Linked DNA regions of Homo sapiens: region 2 is linked to region 1. Evidence: read pairs that join two places in POLR2A ChIA-PET (ENCODE). Cell type or tissue: MCF 10A. All regions are shown on one strand. Each heading gives the region's core, and the rest is flanking DNA. Links, peaks and the distances in the headings are about the cores only.

Region 1 (2,919 bases), core at 261-2,760:
CAAAGAACGTTTAATTTGTAACTTAACATTTTTTTCTTCCCATCTAGAAATTCTCTTTTGGCAATAGCAATCAACTCATTTCTTAATGGGACCTCAGGAATTAGCACTTCTGCAGCCCCCTGTAATTTGCCAATTCCCAAATAAAGTTTCTTTTAAGTATTTTTATTACAAAATAATGTTTAGGGCACAGTGACTCAGATGGAATATTTCCACAAATCACTCTTACTTTTTTAAAAGTAGGTTCACCTGTGACCTAAATGAAATCATTCCAATTTTAAGCCTATTTGCTACCAATAAACTTTCTATTGTATAGTAAGAATACCAAATTCAAGAATCCTGAACCTAAAGCTTCTTAAGTTTCTCACCACTTAAATGAGGGACTCAGACCAGGGAATACCAGAGAACTATTTCAGCTCTAAAATTCTTTAGATATTTAACATAGGAAAGAATTTTTGAAAATTACGAGCCAGTTTGTTTACAATTTTGGAGATTCGGATTCAGGACTCAGAGGGACAAGACAGCATTTTTTGAGTGCCTACTCTTTGTCCAGCACTGTGGTAAATGCTTTGCATGCATTGTTACATAATCAGTAGTTCCCCCCTTATCTTCAGATGGTATGTATGTTCCAAAGCCCCCAGTGGATGCCTGAAATCTCGATGGTCCTGAACCCTATATATACTATGATTTTTCCTATACATACCTATGGTGAAGTTTAACTTATAAATTAGGCACAGTAAGAGATTAACAGTAACTAATAATAAAATATAACAATTTTAACAATCTCAGAATGACATGAAATTTAAAATTTATGCATTGCTTATTTCTAGAATTTTCCATTTAATATTTTCAGACTGCAACTGAAGGGGCGGGGTAACGGACACAGCAGAAAGAGAAACTGCATATGGGGGGACTGTTGTAATCTGTAAACTGTTAGGTGGGCATTTTAGCCCCCTCATTGATGATAATTAACTTACTCAAGGCCACACAGTGTCAGAGGTCTGATCCAAATCTGCTTTGATACCAGGTCCCACCTCTTTGCACCCAGTATCTCTGCCTAACTCAAAAACTTTTACTAATCGAAACTAATGTACATCCACTGAAGTATCTTTCGTAAGATTAATCCTTGTTTCCCAAGCGTTTTCAAAGGCAACCTACCCTTTTCTAGAAGTTGTGTCGAAGTTGTCAAAGGCGTAAAGAAAAGGCTGTGAAAGGCTTCTAAGCTTGGTATAAATCAAGAAAGGAAAGTTCCGCCTTAACCGACACTGAACATGCTTATTGGTTAGGACTGAACGGGCTGACTCATTTCTTTTTTGCCGTGGTAGAGGGCCACACCCTGCATTCCAAAAACCCTCTGCTGCCGGGCCACACCCGCCAACCCCGCTCTTGGAGCCTCTGAGGTCCGGCTGGGCGTCTAGCTCGCAGTTGACCCCCCGGGAGAGGATCGGCGCATCCGGCCGCCCGCCAGCTCCAGACGCCGGGCTCCGCAGCGCCGCTGTCCTAGCACCAGGGCCCGGCAAGCAGGGGAACGGGACCGCCGGGACCGATCAAGGCGCGGGCGCCCAGCAAGAGCCGCGCCCGGGGTCTGCGCGCCGCTCAGCGCGCTCGCCTTTCCGCCCGCGCCAGGGCTGGCTGCGCGCACCCTGAGCGCGAGGAGCCGCGCGCAAACTTGGTGCCCCAGGAACTTTCCAGGAGACACTGCCTCCGGGGACGAGAGACCGTAAGTGTTGCTCCGGAGATGCTGTGGTTCATTAGAATACACTAACAGACGGTGTGAACCGATTAAAATACCGCAATCAGTGCCAATTCTACTACGGCGAAGTAAAGGGAAATCTTTATTTTTCCTGCATCCTGCTTTAATGATCAAATAGGCACTAGCTATTTACACCTGAGAAGGTTCAGTGCAGTTGCTGAAGCAGTGGGTCAGGATATGGGTAGGATCAGTCAACAAATGCTCTTTATATTGCGTGATGCTAACTGCCGTGGCATGAGAACCAAGGGTAGGGGGTGGTTTCTGTTTGGGGTTATCAAGTCTTCCTAATGGCAGTTTTTGAGAGAACGGGATTGTGTCTACAGATTGGTTATTAAGTTTTGGGGAAGTACTCACTTTCTCAAACTCCAGTCCCTGTACGAAACAGCCCTTTTGGCAACTCCTTTGGTTGGTTGGAAGCTGGCTTGTGAATGAGCTTGGTACTAAGTGCCACAAGGATGCACGTGCCCCTGTGTTTTGGACTGAGTGTGTTTACTCCATAACTGTGCTTTCTATTTAGTGTGGCCAGGTAATCGCTCTTGTGGAATTTGTCAATAAATACATGGAGAAGAATGCATGACATTTATTTTATTTTATTTTATTTTATTTTATTTTATTTTTGTGTTTGTTTTGTGTAGTTATACCAAAATAGGAAATCTGGAGACCTAAATTCTGTTACCCTGAATGCTACAAATATTTATCATAACATTTTTATCCAATTGAGTTACCGCTTTTAAATTTATGTAGAAATAAGTCCAGTGAGCCACTTAAAAAACCCGCTTTTCTACATAAGAAATTAGTGCAGTTGTATGATGCCAAGTAACTTATTTTCTTGCAAGAGTTTGGGGAAGTAGGGGACAGGGAAAGTGGAATCCTGTGACGACTGAGGATATACACAATGCAACAGGGAAGTTATCATGATCAGAAACACTGACTGCGTACAGGAAAGACAGGTTAAAGACGTCCCAGTAACATAAAGGATGGTGGGAAGACTTGTAAACTGAATTATGAAGTTATGAATATGAATGAGCAAGTCACGAATAGCATCATTACACATGCATTTATGAAGATAGAGACTGTGATGAGGTTAAAAGATAGACTGTCATGGAGAGAGGAAGAAAATTCTTTGCAGCTGGCTTTTTTTAGCGAGAGAAAGAAAATTCTTCGCAGCT
Region 2 (2,919 bases), core at 173-2,672, 86 kb before region 1:
ATGAACTCCTTGAGGGCAGAGGTCTTTGTTTTATTCCCTGCTGTATCTATAGCACCTAGAACAGTGCCTGGCATATTAGAAGCCCTCAATAAGTACTTGTTGAAAGAATCATGAGTTTGCCTTTGGTTATAGTTTTTGTGTCCTTTTCAAACTTGAGTGACTTTTTAAATTAACCTGAGGCTGGAGAGGAGAAGGGTGTAGAAGTACTGTTCACTTGACATATCAGGTCTTTTTTAAGGCAGGAAGAATGGAAAAGATGGATTTTCTTCTTTTAAAAAATTTCAGTGTTAGGCATGATAGAACAGAGCAGCTAGAAAAATGTTTGAATATGACTTTTGTTCGTTATAAATTGGTATAAAAATCTACCCCTCTATCTGGTATTGACTAGATTTTGGGGCTAAATTATAACCTATTGTAATTCCTCTGATTGTTTCTATGGGAGGAGCTGTTGACTTTTTAATTTAATTTTCTAAATTTATTTTTGAGACAGGGTCTCACTCTGTTGCCCAGGGTGGAGTGCAGTGGCACAATCATAGCACACTTCAGCCTCTACCTCCCAGGCTCAAGCCATCCTCCCACCTCACCCTCCCAAGTAGCTGGGACTACAGGCACACACCAACACACCCAGCTAATTTTTGTATTTTTTTCTTTTTATAGAGATGGGGTTTTGCCGTGTTACCTGCACTGGTCTCGAATTCCTGGCCTCCTGCCTTGGCCTCCCAAAGTACTGGGGTTACAGGCGTGAGCTACTGCACTTGGCCAAGCTGTTGACTTTTTTATTGTATCTTTTTACTACTGGGGAGAGGTATGGAGGCTAGGATCAAAACTTCATCAAAAGGGAAATTTGAGAGCAGCAGTCGATAAAAACAATTTGTTAAGAGATATTTTTGGATCTTTGGGTCTCTGTATAGCCAGAAAGGAATAATAACTCAGAAATGTTTTTCTAAACCTTTTTGACTTTTAGAAATAAGTCAACCGCCATTACTTTAAAAAAAAAATGAACAGGATTGATGTTTGTATAGGAGGCTGTGTATATAGTGGTTACAAGTATAGCTGTTAGAGTTAGATCTCTGTTTAAATCCCTGCCTCTCCCTCCCTATTACCCCATCTTCCCATCCTTCTTCCTGGAGAATTGCCTTTTGTCACTTACTACCTGTATGAGCTTGCACAATTACTTAACTTCTTTCTTTAAAATGGATATTATCAAAATTATGTTATTTGGGGGATTAAGATAAAATAAAATTCATTTATTGTTACCATTTATAAGCTAACATAACTGATGACAGTGCTAAATGGGATTTAAAGGTAGGAACTATCTTGAGAAAGCTAAGTGTTACAAAGTATAATTAGTCCAATCCAGTGTTTCCCAAACTTACCTAAGCTTAAGAATTTCCTCAGGGCACTTATTAAAAATATAGATTCTCAGGCACCACCCGGACTTACTGAATCAGCTCTCCAGGGGAGGGGCCTGGGAGCCTAGTGAGGTAGGTAGGGTGATGACACACCCTGCATTTTCTGAGCCTGTCCTGGTTTCAGGTACCCTGCATGATGAATTCCAGATGTCTGTTTATACTTGTCAGACTGTGTCTCAATTTTCAGACAGGAGCTATGGGCACTGTTTATGTAGGCCATCTCATTCAGAATCCTCTCTCATATCGATGCAGGTAGAACATGCTTATAAAACACGAGAGGATGTGTAGCCACAAAGTTGCATAGTGTCAGTCAGCGTAAATCACTCAGCTAGCCTGGCCTTCATTTTTTCTCTGTACAAAACTTCTACGATCTTGATAATCTGCTCTGTTAAGTGCAGACAGTGACGTGGTCAACATATGTTGACAGCCCTCTGTCTTGCCCAGTCTCTCAGGCCCTAGTGATATCAGGCTGTCAGAGTGACAGTGCCTGTGGACTGTGTCTGCACGGGGCAGTGAACCCTAGCCTTTGTCGTCTAAGGCCAAACCCACAGAACTGCTCTTCTCTCCTCCACGAGCTGGGAACTTTCACTCATATCCGTGTGAAGAGACCACCAAACAGGCTGTGTGTGAGCAACAAGGCTGTTTATTTCACCTGGGTGCAGGCGGGCTGAGTCCGAAAAGAGAGTCAGCGAAGGGAGATAGGGGTGGGGCCGTTTTATAAGATGTGGGTAGGTAAAGGAAAATTACAGTCAAAGGGGGTTGTTCTCTGGCAGGCAGGAGTGGGGGTCACAAGGTGCTCAGTAGGGGAGCTTTAGAGCCTGGATGAGCCAGGAGAAGGAATTTCACAAGATAATGTCATCAGTTAAGGCAGGAACCGGCTATCTGGATGTGTACATGCGGGTCACAGGGGATATGATGGCTTAGCTTGGGCTCAGAGGCCTGACAGGAACTAGGGAGCAAGGTCTCACTCCGCTACACTTAGGACAATTAGCGTGTTCCTAATCAGCTCTTCTAGAAAAACAGCATTTTGCTGTTTTCACATAAGCCTGCAAGTTCATTTTCCCTCTCTGGCCCAGGTAGTAAGTAATCATTTCCCCATCAGTGACAAGGGAAGATGAACATCTAAAATTTTACTCCCAGGGCTGAGCTTTCTGTAGACATTACAAATAGAGTTCACATGTCTTTAAGGAATAAAGGATTCTCACATTCAGTTAAGGTGGTTCTTCCCATGCTAGGTAGGGTTGGAGAAAATGATTCTTTGGAGATTTAAGGAATTTTCTCTGGCAGCCATTTTTTGTATCGGTCATGGTTTCATATGATATTTTATTTCACTACATTTTGGGTTGTGCTTAACTGTATCTTTCTTTCTGTTTGCATCATGGGAGAGATTGGATCTGTGCTGAGAATTTTTTTTGGGTGATACGTTCATTTTCTGACCAGTAACAAATCAGTCCACTTTTGGGGACTATTTTTAAAATGGAAAAGTTGATGTACATTTATAAAGTTG

Evidence for each region. Peaks named below come from ENCODE experiments on the same cell type or tissue, not always from the same donor. Only the 100,000 strongest peaks of a DNase experiment are listed, where the experiment ranks them.
Region 2: POLR2A ChIA-PET joins it to region 1 with 11 read pairs; 6 of 35 experiments call an interaction of 5 or more read pairs at or near these places.

Annotation. Positions count from the first base shown.
Region 1 is chr10:50,416,862-50,419,780 of GRCh38, reverse strand. The region is part of intron 6 of SGMS1 (sphingomyelin synthase 1); the gene reads left to right. Among named protein-coding and RNA genes, the nearest start is that of ASAH2, 170 kb to the right of the region's middle. RefSeq lists a silencer at 1,341-1,620. In MCF 10A, for the core only: no CTCF peak of the experiment used is centred there; DNase peaks (open chromatin) are centred at 1,310 and 2,080.
Region 2 is chr10:50,502,780-50,505,698 of GRCh38, reverse strand. All of the region lies in intron 3 of SGMS1 (sphingomyelin synthase 1), which reads left to right. Among named protein-coding and RNA genes, the nearest start is that of SGMS1, 120 kb to the left of the region's middle. In MCF 10A, for the core only: no CTCF peak of the experiment used is centred there; a DNase peak (open chromatin) is centred at 1,488.